Linked DNA regions of Homo sapiens: region 2 is linked to region 1. A link is an interaction called in ENCODE POLR2A ChIA-PET data of the cell type or tissue named here. Cell type or tissue: IMR-90. All regions are shown on one strand. Each heading gives the region's core, and the rest is flanking DNA. Links, peaks and the distances in the headings are about the cores only. Region 1 overlaps MEGF9 (multiple EGF like domains 9). Region 2 has its middle 6.5 kb from the start of TRAF1.

What was found. Peaks named below come from ENCODE experiments on the same cell type or tissue, not always from the same donor. Only the 100,000 strongest peaks of a DNase experiment are listed, where the experiment ranks them.
Region 2: POLR2A ChIA-PET joins it to region 1 with 27 read pairs; 3 of 35 experiments call an interaction of 5 or more read pairs at or near these places.

The regions. Positions count from the first base shown.
Region 1 is chr9:120,651,712-120,659,351 of GRCh38, forward strand. All of the region lies in intron 2 of MEGF9 (multiple EGF like domains 9), which reads right to left. Among named protein-coding and RNA genes, the nearest start is that of MEGF9, 59 kb to the right of the region's middle. RefSeq lists a silencer at 3,525-3,584. In IMR-90, for the core only: no CTCF peak of the experiment used is centred there; a DNase peak (open chromatin) is centred at 3,490.
Region 2 is chr9:120,929,471-120,937,110 of GRCh38, forward strand. No RefSeq gene overlaps it. Among named protein-coding and RNA genes, the nearest start is that of TRAF1, 6.5 kb to the left of the region's middle. RefSeq lists enhancers at 1,891-1,990, 2,091-2,600. In IMR-90, for the core only: no CTCF peak of the experiment used is centred there; a DNase peak (open chromatin) is centred at 2,291; H3K27ac peaks cover 1,083 bases.

The DNA.
Region 1 (7,640 bases), core at 1,618-5,617:
GCATGATCTCGGCACACTGCAACCTCCGCCTCCCCGGTTCAAGCGATTCTCCTGTCTCAGCCTCCTGTGTAGCTGGGATTACAGGCACCCGCCAGCATGCCCGGCTAATTTTTGTATTTTTAGTAGAGATGGGGTTTCACCATGTTGGTCAGGCTGGTCTCGAACTCCTGACCTCATGATCCACCCACCTCGGCCTCCCAAAGTGCTGGGATTACAGGCATGAGCCATCGCGCCTGGCCTGTATAATAGGTTTTTAAATAAAAATTGAAGACAATAAGAGAATTTCTTCTGTTTATAATGAACAACTTCTTCCCTAGCATACCAACAAAAAACAAATACCCCAAAATCTACTCATACTCAAGGGTGGTTGATTTAATCCTCCTTTTTGGTATAACACTAATTCTATTCCTCAGTTAAAACAAACAAACAAGCACACACACACACACACACACACACACACACACACACACAAAAAAAAAAAAAAAAAAAACAGGTCAGGCATGGTGGCTCCTGCCTGCAATCCCAGAACTTTGGGAGGCCAAGGCAGATGGATCACTTGAGCCCAGGAGTTGAAGACCAACCTGGGCAACATGGTAAAACCCTGTCTCTACAAAAAATAGGCAGGCGTGGTGGTGCATGCCTGTGGTCCCAGCTACTTGGGAGGCTGAGGTGGGAGGATCCATTGAGCCCAGGAGGTTGAGGCTGCAGCGAGCCATGATTGAGCCACATTGCACTCCAGGCTGGGTGACAGAGCGAGATCTTGTCTTAAAAAAAAAAAAAAAAAAAAAAAAACAGAAACAAAACCAAAAAACCAAAAAGAGATTCAACTAGTAGAGAGTTATTGAGCTGAATCTACGTGCCAGTCTAAGTGGACACAGGCACACACACACACACACACACACGTATGTGCACAATTTAGTTTTCTTCTTTTAAACTTTTTTTAATTTTTAATTTTTATGGATATATAATAGTCATATATATTTATAGGGGACATGTGGTTTTTATATAAGCATACAATGGGTAATGACCTTTGTGTTGGAAACATTCCAAATCTACTCTTCTAGCTTTTTGAAATATACAAAATATATTGTTAACTATAGTCACCTTATTGTGTTACCAAGCACTAGATCTTTATTCTTCTATCTAACTGTATTTTTGTACTAATTATCAGAAAAATCCTTCATGTTAGATATATTAATCCTATTTTACAGATAAAAGCAATGAGGTTCAGAGAGGTCAAACAGCTTAATAAAGGTCACATAGTTAGCCAGTGGCTGAACCAAGAACAGAATCCAAGTCTACCAATTTCAAATTCCGCTCCCTTTCTACTACACGTCATCACACTACTTGTCTACAATTTCCTTTCTCCCTTAACCCACTCACATATAATTTCTAGCAGAGCAGAACACAGAGCTGTTTGCTCAGAGTTCATCCACATCTTCTTGCAAAGTACACAGTCCTGCAACTTTCCATTTCTGTTCTAGTTTCATGTCAATTTAACTTCCTACTAAGAAATTCAGTGCTTAGGGCTATGTGGATTTAGAGCTCCTAAGCCTTCCTTATAAAGACTTCCTTTAAGTACAGGCTTTTAAACTACTTCTGTGATACACTACTTGTTCTGACAAATTGCCTGACATTCTGAAATAATATTTTATTTATTTTATTTATTTTTTTTTTTGAGACAGGGTCTCACTCTGTTGCCCAGGCTGGAGTGTAATAGTGCTATGTCAGCTCACTGCAACTTCCACCTCCCAGGTTCAAGCAATTCTCCCACCTCAGCCTCCCAAGCAGCTGGGATTACAGGCGCATGCCACCACATCCAGCTAATTTTTGTATTTTTAGTAGAGACAGGGTTTCACCATGTTGGCTAGGCTGGTCTTGAACTCCTGACCTCAGGTGATCCACCCACCTCAGCTTCCCAAAGTGCTGGGATTACAGGCGTGGGCCACCGCGCCCGGCCTTTATTTTTTAATAATATTTTTTAAAACTAAAAAAATGACTCTGTTGTGACCAATAGAAGTATAAATTTATCTCAGAAGTTTAATATGCCAAAGACAAACAAGAAATACAGCAAGTAAAGAAACAAAGACTGGAAGGAGCATGGAGGAAAACTTACTGGAAGAGAGGTCAAGAAACTGAGAGGCTGAAGTATTGTTAGGCTCATCTATAGATACTGCAATCATCTAAAATTATGGCAAGTGTAGTGCCAGAGATAACAGTGAGCCAAGTGTAAGAAATAAAGGCTGGTGCCCAGGAGTAGAAACAGCAACAAGGAGGTGTGACAGCATAGTCTGCTGCCATGAGCTTCAAAGGAGTTTTTAGGACGGAGGCTGGGAAGAACACTCTGAGAGCAGCAATGAAGAGTAAGAGAGATATCTATTGCAACTCCAGGTCCAGAAGTAAGAGTGTGAGACAGAAAACAACCATTACCTGCATGAGCTGCAGGGGAAGGAAGATCCTTCCAGATTTCACTTAGAAGAAGATGATAAAGGATTTTAGAAATCAACACACTTTGATGCTATGAGGATAATATAAAACCATGTGTTACCTCATTAAAAAAAGGAAAACTACTAAGGATAACAGAAGCTATCAGGTAGGCACACATAGAAAATAGTCCATATAGAACAGGGAAAAATAATACAGTCAGGTGCAACATGATGACATTTCCGTCAATGACGTATGGAATATATCATGATGGTCCCTTAAGATTATAATGAAGCTGAAAAATTCCGATCACCTAGTGAGATCATAGCTGTGGTAACACACTGCAACATATTACTCATGTGTTCATGGTGATGTTGGTGTAAACAAACCTACTGCACTGCCAATCATATAAAAGTATAGCATGTACAATTATACACAGTACATAATACTTAATAATGAAAATAAATGACTTACTGGTTCATGTATTTACTATACTACAGTTTTTATTGTTATGTTAGAGTGTACATCTACGATTTTTAAAAAGTTAACTAGAACAGCCTCAGGCAGTTTCTTCATGAGGTATCCCAAAAGAAAGCACTGTTATCATGGATGACAGCTCCATGCATGTTATTCCCCCGAAGACCTTCTAGTGGGATGAAATGTGGAGGTGGAAGACAGTACTATTGGTCCTGACTTTGTGTAGGCCTAGGCTAATGTGTATATTTACGTCGTAGTTTTTAACACAAAAGTTTAATAAGTAAAAAATAAAATTTTAAAATAGAAAAAAGCTTATAGAATAAGGATATAAAAAAGAAAATATTTTTGTACAACTGTACAATGGACTTATGTTTAAGCTAAGTGTTATCAAAAAGAGTCAAAAAGTTTAAAACATCAGAGATCATAATGTTAAAAAGCTAGAGTAAGCTAAGATTAATTTACTATTGAAGAAAACTTTTTAAAAATAAATTTAGTGTAGCCTAAGTGTGCAGACTTTATAAATTCTACAGTAGTGTACAATAATATCCTAGGCTTTCACTTTCACTCATGACTCAATCACTGACTCACCCAGACCAACCATCAGTCCTGCAAACTCCATTCATAGTAAGTACCCTAGACAGGTGTGCCGTTTTTATCTTTTATACGTTTGCTGTATCTTTTCTATGTTTAGATACAAAAATATTTACCATTGTACTAAAATTGCCTACAGTATTCAGTTCAGAAACATGCTGTACAGGTTTGTAGCCTAGAAGCAACAGGCCATACTATATAGTCTAGGTATACAGCAGGCTATACCATCTAGGTTTGTGTAAGTACATTCTATGATGCTGTGTGACAATGAAATTGCCTAATAACACATTTCTCACAACATATCTCCACCATTAAGTAACGTAGTAATAATATTATAGGTCTCTTCCACCTCTTGCATGAATCGTCCATCACTGAATATCACATATTCCACATGAGATACTAACAAAAAACCTATTTATCAATTTTAAATGAAAAAAATTACAATTCATTTCATGTCAACCCCAAAAAACTAACCAAGTTCCTAAAGTGTAACTAAAACACAGTAAAGCACCTATACAAAAGTAACAAACTCCAATGTTAGGATATAAAATGCTGAAAACATCACTTCCTGAGCAAAAACCATTCCTAAGGTTAACAGTGGCTACAAGTAGTAACATGCTACATATCCTCTTTGTTGATATTTGGTGCACCTTTCAAATTGTTGACATGTGATTCTGACAGTCTACCAATTATATCTGGAATTTAACACAGACTTCTCACACATTATTTTGTTTAAAATGCAGTATTTGGCTGTATTTCTGGGACATAAATGTAAATATGTATTTTATAATGATCTGCCAAAACACACTGAATTGAGAGATAATGAATTCTAGGACATTTGGGTGTTAAATACCAAGAGGCTTTCTACTAGGAAAAACACGAACTGTGAAGTCATTTGGTGGACTCTGCTTACATATTACATTTGTTCAAATGGTTGAATGGCAGCTTTAGTATATAAAATTAGTCAAGTTAACTATACCCTTTAAACATCAAAATTCTCAGTCAAAATGGGAAAATAATAATGTTCTCCTCAAGGGAGTTTTTGTAAAAATTAAATGAGATGGCTGGGCACGGTGGCTCACACCTGTAATCCCAGCACTTTGGGAGGCTAAGGCAGGCAGATCACGAGGTCAGGAGATCCAGACCATCCTGGCTAACACGGTGAAACCCCACCTCTACTAAAAATACAAAAAATTAGCCAGGCGTGGTGGCGGGTGCCTGTAGTCCCAGCTACTTGGGAGCCTCAGGCAGGAGAATGGCGTGAACCCAGGAGGCAGAGCTTGCAGTGAGCCAAGATCGTGCCACTGCACTCCAGCCTGAGAGACAGAGCGAGACTCCGTCTCAAAAAAAAAAAAAAAAAAAAAGATTAAATGAGATAATGCACATCAAGTAGTTAGTAGAGTGCCCTAGCATATAGCATATGCTCAATAATGGTTCCCATAATTATTTGTATTATCTGTCTAGCAATTGCAGCTTAGAAGATTTATGCATGCATTATCCTGCTTCTTAAGACAAAACAACTTTATGCAGGAGAGGGACAGGACATGGATTATTATCTCCACTTCACAAATAAAAAGACAAACACTTAAAAGAATTCAGCCAGGCATGGTGGCTCATGCCTATAATCCCAGCACTTTGGGAGGCCAACGCAGGAGGATCGCTTGAGCCCAGGAGTTCAAGACCAGCCTGGGTATACGGTGCGACTCTGTCTCAAAATAAAATAAAATAATGAATAAAATAAAGGTTAAAGTGAACTGCCTAAAGTTACATGATTACCTAAAAATACCCACCATGATTGGATATAAACCACCATATAAACCAGGCGTGGGTAAACTTTTTCCAAAAAGGCCAAATAGTAAATATTTTATGTTTGCAGCCCATACAGTCTCTATCACAACTAGTCAATGCTGCCACTATAGCACAAAAGCAGCCATAGACAATACATAAATAAATGCATGGAACTATGTTCCAATAAAACTTTACAAAAACAGGCAGTGGGGTGGATTAGGTTCATAGGCCATACTCTGCAGACCCCTGCCCTAGGCCTTTAGATTACTAGTCTAGTGTACTTTTCCATTACTTTATGGTTACCACCTATTTTCAGGATAGGGTTTCAGCATTAAACTTGGTAGCATTAACTGTCAGAGAAAAGATAAATCAGGAATAATTTGCAGTAGAATTATGAATACAGTAAGATAGTACATAAATATCAGTATTACTGTTTTTTCCTCTTTTACAGCTTCTATTATAAAACTCTCTCTTAATCCTTCCTTTATTTCTTTCTCTTCTAATAAAGCACTGGGCCTAGAAGTAAACACTTTTCTATTTCTCCACAAATATGTTTGCAGAATATTATTCCAAAGAAAGTAGTGGACACTCCATGAGACACCAGAATGAACAAACTTAACAATGGCTTATCTTTTAAAACGGTAAGCAATGTGAAACTTCTGAATCTAACTTGTATGAGCATGTTTTAGGGGGAGTGGAGGGAACAGCGTTAAGCTACCACTCTATTCTCAATCTCAAAGAATAGAGTGATTATCAGTTTTCTCATTATAGAATCTACATGCTACGGTATGCTATGGTAGTGAAGACACTGGACTTGGAATTGAAGACCTAATTTGGAATTCTTTCTCTGGCACTTACTATCTTTGTGACCTAGTAACCTATATATAAGGAGTTGCTGTGAAAATTAAGACAAATAACTATTTTAAAATATTAAGCATCAGAAGCATTGATTATTGCTGCATTTGAAATTATAAACTTCTTAATGAAGTTCTCTTCTACTTTTTTTTTTTTTAAGACAGAGTCTCCCTCTCTCACCAGGCTGGAGTGCAGTGGCGCGATCTCAGCTCACTGCAACCTCCACCTCCCGGGTTCAACCGATTCTCCTGCCTCAGCCTCCCGAGTAGCTGGGACTACAGGTGTGTGCCACCACGCCCAGCTAATTTGTTTGTATTTTTAGTAGAGACGGGGTTTCACTGTGCTGGCCAGGCTCATCTAGAACTCCTGGCCTCAAGTGATCCACCCGCCTTGGCCTCCCAAAGTGCTAGGATTACAGGCGTGAGCCACCGCGCCCAGCCTCTTCTACATTTTTAATAAACTACAATATGATACAATATTCCATAACAGTATAATATCATTTATAAAGCATTTAAAATATTTAGTGCTAAAGTATAAAGCACTTCTTTGTCAAGGAGCTAAAAGTTCTTAAAACATGTTCTCTCATTTCAGTCCATAATATTCCTTTGAAATTAAAACAAACCAGAATTTATTGAGTGACATGTGCTAGGCATTTTATATATATCAACTCATTTAATCTTCACAACAACCTTGAGAAGAAACAAGCTCAGTGAAAGGAAATTACTTGCCCAAGGAACACAGCTCCTAAGTGGCAGCAGATCTTGGGTTATACCCAGGTTACACTGAGTATAACCTGTCATTATTTTTTTCATTATTTAATACTGTCTCTTCAGTTTTTTGACTTGGGGTCCACAAAAAGCCAAGTGCCTCACATAAGGTCAAAGAATAATTACTTTCAGTGCAGTACAAGGCAAATGCTTAGATAACAGTACATTATTCCACTAGATTAAATTACCTCCAAATAACATAATAGTTTAAAGATAATTCCTGCTTAATCTACTTTTGGTCTCAAAAATGTACTGGTAAATAGAGTAAAACCAGTCTACTTACCACTAGTTAAATAAATTAGGGTACCCCCAGGTTAAGCTTTAGATGTCCAAAGAAACAAATGTAGAATTTTGATTAGAGAGAAAAATAAACCAAACAACAAATTTCCTCAAACTCCAATGGTATATTAATAAACATAAGAACATTTCTAAACCTCCTAGCAGGTTTCATGCCTGAAAGCCCTTCCAGAAAGCAGATTTATTCTTCAATAATTTTTTCCCATGAAATTTACAGAAATTATCCCAGAGAAAAATTGGCGACTCTAGTGCTTTTGAAGAACTAAATCAGTAAATTAGATGTTTTTAAATCCTGACATTAAATATAACATATAAAGTAAGAGAATAAAAGTATATAAAATATTTTGTAAATCTATGACCCTCATCCCCCTTTGTTTAAACCAGTATGGTCCTTGAGAGTAGCAGCCTTTTTTTTCCCCTTGCTAAAATAAAATAAACTTC
Region 2 (7,640 bases), core at 238-4,237, 280 kb after region 1:
CTGCCTGCCCAAAATCCGAGTAGTGAGAAGGTGAAGAGGAGTAAAACCGCAGTCTTACCTTTCTTGGATTTCTCCAGAAGATCCTAGCACAGTGCCAGGCTCGCCCAAGCTTATTGGGTTGGAGCAATCAAGTGATAGTACTTGATAGTACTTGATCAAAATGATAGTACTAAGTGGTTCAAGGCACTGTGCTTTTACAAACTGGATATTTTAAGGAACCGTTTCTGTTTTCGTCTAAACACACACACACACGGTCGCTAAATCCTTAAGAATATATTAATCAAAATAGTTATGGAACTTAGTGTTGGGGTAGAATTTTAGATTAAAAGCTACACCTTTATTTTTGCGAACTACCAATTTGACAAGGGCTCCTTCTCTGTCAGATGTCTTAACCTTGTAGGACTGATGGTGGAGGGAGGGATGAAGCTGCCCACCTTGTTGGTTTGGTTTTAACAGCTCAAAATCTCTTTATGTGTTAGGGTCTTTTTTTTTTTGAGATGGAGTTTGGCTCTTGTCACCCAGGCTGGAGTGCAATGGCCCAATCGCGGCTCACTGCAACCTCTGCCTCCCGGGTTCAAGTGATTCTCCTGTTTCAGCCTCCTGAGTAGCTGGGCCCACCACCACGCCCACGACCACGCCTGGCTAATTTTTGTATTTTTAGTAGAGACGGGGGTCTCACCACGTTGGCTAGGCTGATCTCGATCTCCTGACTTCAGGTGATCCTCCCACCTCGGCCTCCCAAAGTGCTGGGATTACAGGCATGAGCCACCGCGCCTGGCCTAGGGTCCCTTTTTATGTCCTGACTCTCAACTGGATTGTAAGAGCAGGGAACGATCTTTTACTTGTTTTTTAACCTGGCATGCCTGTAAGACTCTCACTTATTGGAGGCAGAGCTGCTGTCCTCCAACTTCCGCTAGACAGGCGGAAGCTGCGGAACACAGGGTACTCTAGTGAAAGGGGGACCTCAGAGGCCCACCTGGGAGGGAGATGCTGCTTGTGGACAAGCAGAAGATCTCAGGGGCCTCTAAGAGAGAATTTCTGCAATCTATGGGCAGGGGCCTCTAAGAGAGAATTTCTGCAATCTACGGGAGGTTGCCCAGATGTAGCCTCTGTGGGGCCATTCAATTCTACGGGAAAAGGATTCAAAGAGTTAAGTGTTTGAATTAAAAATTGATGGACTCGGCCGGGCGCGATGGCTCACGCCTGTAATCCCAGCACTTTGGGAGGCCGAGGCGGGCGGATCACAAGGTCAGAAAATCGAGACCATCCTGGCTAACACGGTGAAACCCCATCTCTACTAAAAATACAAAAAATTAGCCGGGCGTGGTGGCGGGCGCCTGTAGTCCCAGCTACTCGGGAGGCTGAGGCAGGAGAAGGGCGTGAACCCGGGAGGCGGAGCTTGCAGTGAGCTGAGATCGCTCCACTGCACTCCAGCCTGGGAGAGAGTGCGAGACTCCATCTAGAAAAATAATAATAATAATAAAATAATAAATAAATAAATAAAAATTGATGGACTCTGAGTCAATTAGTCTGATAGTTTTCCCATCATCAGAAAACATTTAATTATCTTTGACCTTGCCTTTTCCTGGGTGTTGTGAAGTTAGAAATAACATTCCAGCAAAAATTTGGGAAGAAATCTGGGGTTATTTGTTGAAGGGAGTTTCTAAGTCTAGTGATTTTCCCTAACTCAATAGATTTCCAGATTTTAAGAAAAGAAACAAAGCACCTCTGAAGTTATTTGAATTCTAGGCACCAAGCAATCCCTGGGGTTTTTCTAGTTGTTTATGGGACTGGCCACTTTGAAGGCGCAATGGGGATTTCAATTTCTGATGGAAGTGCCAGTGACACTCATGGTCAGGTGATGTGGTTCAGGGGAAGAGCTTGGCAGATGGATCAGGGACATGCTCTAAGATGCCAGTGATGAGGAAGACATTGATACTAGCCAGCTCACTGCCTCTCTTTGTCATCTGTAGCTACCCATGTGTCCTGTTCTAACAGACTGGTTTTTCTGTGTGGCAATTCTTCCTTTCATGGACTCTGGAAACAAAGACTCTTCCAAAGGTGGGCACACTGCACAAGGGCCTTTTGAAGAAAAGTTTCTCAAGGATTTGGGGCCTATAAAAGCCATTCTCTTCTGTCCCACCCACCCCTTCCTCTCTGCCCTAAGCCAGTGTAAGTGAAAAGAGCAGGCAGTCTGACCTCACTCTCTTCATGTGCCACATCCTGTTTTCAGATTAATGAGCTCATTTGCTGGAAATTTACCAAGGGAAATAGTTTAATTTTGGAAAGTACCAAAAACTTATCTGTAGTCATTCAGCTTCATTTGGGGGGCTCTTGAAATGGAGGGGCATCACCGGAGGACCTCTGAACGCCCAGGGAGCAGCAAGGCAACAGAAATTGAAAGCGAGCCCAGTGAGGCTGAACCTGACTCAGAAAGGAAACAAAATCTTTTGGAGGCCACTCATGTCTACCCAGTTGAATTTTTTTTTTTCTAAAAATAACTTTAAAAAGAGAAATAGTTTATCTGGCCAAAGCCTCATATCTGGTGGTCTGACCATGGAGCCATGACTGAGGAACAAGAAAATGAACACAGGGAAGCAGGCAGTGTTTGAGCCTCCACCCTCTACCTTCTTGTCCATGTATTAATATGTTTGGCTTGTTCTAAGAGGCACGGAAAGGCTTTCAGTCTCCAGTTTTGCCCCAATCCCTTAGCAATCCGACCCTTGACATTGAAGTTGTCTGCCTAACCTAGTAGCCTTTGTGGCTCCTGCAGCCAGGGGGATTCTAGATGATCACAGATTTGCAAGCCATTCTGCATTGGAGATGATGAGATGATGGAGCACAAGTGATGTGCACCCTAGACTTTGCCTCTAAGCATCCAACCACCTCCTGGCCTGCACTGTTTCCCAGAGTAGAGATTTATCATCCATTCTAAGCAGAATGAATGGAACACGTAAGTGAATCCAGCCGGCTAAAGGCAGCCATTTGGGCAGGCTCCTGTTTGTCAACAGCCCTTAAAATGTGGAGCCCAGAATGGTTCTCACTCCCTCAACCCCAGTCAGCCCTTTGGTGCCTTCTTCTTATTACCAGCAGCACGCCTTGTCTCTGTCATACGGCTTGTGTTCAGTAAAAACAATTAGTGAACAGCTTTTCTGTTAGCATCATTTTAATCTGCTCTGATAACTTCTGATTCTTGAACCAAGAAATTTAATTAAACAGATGATTACAAGCTGTCAGCAACCTATCAGATTAGAAGACCAAATGGTACTGGGTTCTTCAATCCAAATTCAGTATGTCCCTTTGGCACATTACACAGAACTGATATCAACAACAAAACAAAGAAATAAAACATGATCTTATAAAAATGACAGCATAACACGTGTACTTTTTGCTATGGTCTGATTATTAAAAATGTCCCAAATTTCCTTCTGTTAATCTCCATCTTGGTTCTTATTACACTTATAATAACTAGCATTTTTAAAAACGTGCCTGTTTACAGGTTTTTTTCTTTCTACCACAGAATTATGAATACACGAAATTGTAGGAATATATGAAAATGTGTATAGGAATATATGAAATTAGATGAATTAAAACCATGAAAGTAAAGCTGTATCTGATTTCATTGTTGTTTCCCCTGGCTTAGCATGATGCTAGTTACATAGGAGACATCACTAAATATTTATTCAATAAATGACTAATATGCAAGATGCTATTAATACAAATTTTACTTATGGTAACAATAGTTAATGATGATTTCCCCACCATCAGAAAACATTTATTAAGTATCTTCAACCTGGCCTTTTCCTGTGTGTTGTGAAGTTAGAAATAGCATTCTAGGAAAAATTTGGAAAGAAATCTGGGGTTGTTTGTTGAAGGGAGTTTCTATGTCCAGTGATTTTCTCTATCCCAAGAGATTTCCAGATTTTAAGAAAAGAAACAAAGAACCTCTGAAGTTATTTGAATTGTAGGCACCAAGCAGTCCCTGGGGTTTTACTAATTGGTTGTGCACTTTGAAGGCGCAATGGGGATTTCAGTTTCTGATGGAAGTGCCAATGACACTCGTGGTCAGGTAATGTGGTTCAGGGGAAGAGCTTAGCAGAGGGACCCTTTGATAGGGACATGCTCTAAGATGCCAATGATGAGGAAGACATTGATACTAGCCAGCCTACTGCCTTTCTTTGCCATCTCTGGCTACCTATGCGTCCTGTTCTAAGAGACTGGTTTTGCTGTGTGACAATTCCTTCTTTCATGGACTCTGGAAACAAAGACACTCCTAAAGGTGGACATGCTGCCCCAGGGCCTTTTTCCGGGCTACGGAATTATTGCTCTTTCTTCACACTCACCTTTGGGAGGCTTGGGTTCCCTGGCCACTGGCTAGTACAGCACAAGAATAACGCAGTGTTCGAACTCAACAGCTGTTAACATCTGGCTGAGGAAGGATACAGTATGAAGGTTCCCATCTCACTCTATCTTGAGGACTCAGCCTGAGAGAGAAAAATCAAGGAGTGGGGAAAGCTGTTACTCAGAAATCAGAAGATTTGCTTTGATGTTGGAGGACTGTGGCGGAAAGTTCCTCCCATCCTTGAACCTTATTTTTCTTACCTGCAAAGTGGGAGAATGACTTCAGGGGAATCCTTCAGCATGAACCATTTAATTCTTTAAACTTTAATCATTCAAGCCCTGGTCCTGGGGAAGAGGCACATTCTCCCATCTGTTGAGGGGCTGTTCTCCCCACCTGTACTTGGGGTGGTACCAGGAACCCCTATAACGGGTGCTGGAAGCTTCCACTAGAGGCATGGTCTTTTTGGACTCCAAACATTTTGTGCGTTTTTTTTTTTTAAGGGAAGCTATGTGAAAAACCTCCTCTGATGGATTTCTTTCAGAGCTCAAGCCAGGCAAATTCCCAGCACAAGCCAAGGCTTGGGAGCAAGAATATGTAGCAGGAGCAAGAGGCTAAGAACCAGGGTGCAGCTCTCACTCTCTCAAAGAATGCACAAGCTGGGGGTCGGGAGGGTTGTGAAAGTGGAGTTGATGTTTGCTCATCTCTTCTGAACTCCTTGTCTTACAAAAGGGGAAATGGGGGCCCAGAGAGAGAAATGAACTTGCACAGTCAGTCCAAGGTCCAGAAGCCTCTTCCTCTGTATTCTGATGCCCTATTGTCTCAAGACATCTTAGTAATAACTCTGTCCTTTTATTCCTGCATTCGTTTCTCCTTGGATATGTCTCCACAAGACTGAGTTTCCTGAGGGCCAAGAAGCAGGGCACAGACATCTCTGTAGGCTCCTTTGTGCCTAGCCTGCATCTTGTACACAGTGGGGGCCCAGTAATGATATATTAAGAGGGACTTCTTTGCCTTCATAAGAGGATTCTGGGATACTAGGAAATATTAACCCTACCTTTCACACCTGTGGGTTACCCAGATGTATTTAACAAATATGTGTTTAGCTTCTACCATTAGCCTTTTTGCAATTTTTTTTTGTTTGAGATAGAGTCTCACTCCTTTATCCAGTGTTGTGATCATGGCTCACTGTAGCCTCCACCTCCTGGGCTCAAGTGATCCTCCCACCACACCCTCCCAAGCAACTGGGACTACAGGCATGCACCACCACGCCTGGCTAATTAAAAACAAATTTTTTTTTTTTTTTAGAAACAGGGTCTCACTATGTTACCCAGGCTGGTCTCAAACTCCTGGGCTTTAGTGATCCTCCTGCTTTGGCCTCCCAAAGTGCTGGGATTATAGGCATGAGCCTACAATCTTTTTGTAAATTTTAAAAATAATTCTAGCATATATATCTAGCAACACTTTCTGGAGATCATTGTCTTAATCATTTCAGATGTGCACTTGTAACATTTTAAAATGCAAAATCAAATAGATAAGAAAAGCCATTCTGTCTACTGCCATCCTTGGTTACTATCTTCTGTAACCAGTGCCCAGCTGCACAGCCAGAGAGCTGTGGGTAGGGCCCATGGCTCTCTCTGGCCCCTGTGATTGCTGAAACTGGAACTGCTTGGGGAGCCCTGGGGCCCTGGCACCAGCTCCTGCTCAGTCCTGCTTCTCCTTTCACAGGGAACATGTCTACACACCAGCTCTCCTGAGCAGTCTTGGAACCCCTCCAAGGACAGCCCTGGACACTGGCCAAGGGGGAGGGTGCCCCTGGGAAGGACGTATCTATCAGGAAGCAGAGACTGTGGCAGGCAGGCATACACACGCACATGCTCGCAGGATGGCTGGCTTACCCAAGATTTCAAAAGAAGTTGGAAATCTGGATTTTTATGTGAAACGACTTGATTTTTAGAACACCCTATAAGCCAAAAAATAAACCCAAACCAAATGAGCATCCCTATGAACTGTGTCTGTGGGCCACTATTTGTGACCTCTGGTAGAGCCTGGCACTCCATAAACACAACAAAAGCAGATGTGTGAACGTGCCCACATGTAACTCACCCGGGCTGTTCACATTGTTCATCCAGATGTGGACCCTGCACACACATAATAGAGACCTTCATTGGACATTGACACACACATAGTATCTCCCGGGATGTGGTTTTAATATTTGCACTTTCCACCTAAGGAGACTGAATGTCAGAAAGATCTCTAAGATCATGTCAAAATCTAGGCTGCCTGACCACAAAGCCAGTGTTCTGAACCGCTGCACAAACCACCACCCAGATGCCTGCACTCTGAATTAAAATTGCCAGTTACTTTGCATCCTTCTCTAAACTAAGCTTTATGAATTTAGAGACTGTGTTTCATTTGCTGGTGCATCCCATCACCTGGCACTATGCCCAGCAGAGCACAGAAGGTGCTCAATACGTACTGGTGGGATTGTACCCACAGGCTCATACAAACGTGTACAGACAGGGCACATGTAAACCCACATAGCCCCACCATGCTGAAGAACACATGCACACTGACGTTCCCACATGCACACCACCCACCTCCATCTCCCACCCGCCAGGGCATTGGACCCTAAGCTGGGGCAGCCCAAGTTTCCCCTGCCAGCCCCCTGCCAGCCTTGCCCAAAGCCTTCAGAAATAGTTTCCTGGAAATCTCGAGGCGGCTGTGGTGTTCTTTTTCCTAACTCAGGAGACAACTCAGCAGTTTTGTTTTTCAAAGTCTGAGACTCATAAACCTGGAATCCTTTCTTCATTTTTTCCACCAGAATTTTCCTTGGCCTGTTGCCTTCCCCCAGGGCCTTGGCTAGGAGGTTACACTCGGAGCGCCCTCTGCCGGGCACTGTCCTCCCAACCTTGTGGGCAGTTGCAGATGGGACCTGCCCCAGGCTGCTTTACAGATGGGAACCTAAGTCAGATGGTGGTAGTGAGGAGAGGTTAGAGGATACTGGCCCATTGCAAGTGTGTGCCAGTGTTATTACTAGCAAGGGATCTTTTGTGATTTTTTTTTACGTTTTTGAAAATAAAAGAATAAATAGCTTCAAGAGCTCAGATGAAGGCCCTCTGCTCTCCCAAGGGCCTCTGTGTGGGGCAGATGACAGAGGTTTGGGAAAATCACCTCATTCAACTTTATTCTTGGGTCTCCATCACATTTAATAAGTGAGGAAATGGAGACACAGAGAGATTTTGGGGGAAGAGGTGCGAGGAATATTTATTGAATGGCTGCTATGTGCAAGGTATACTTA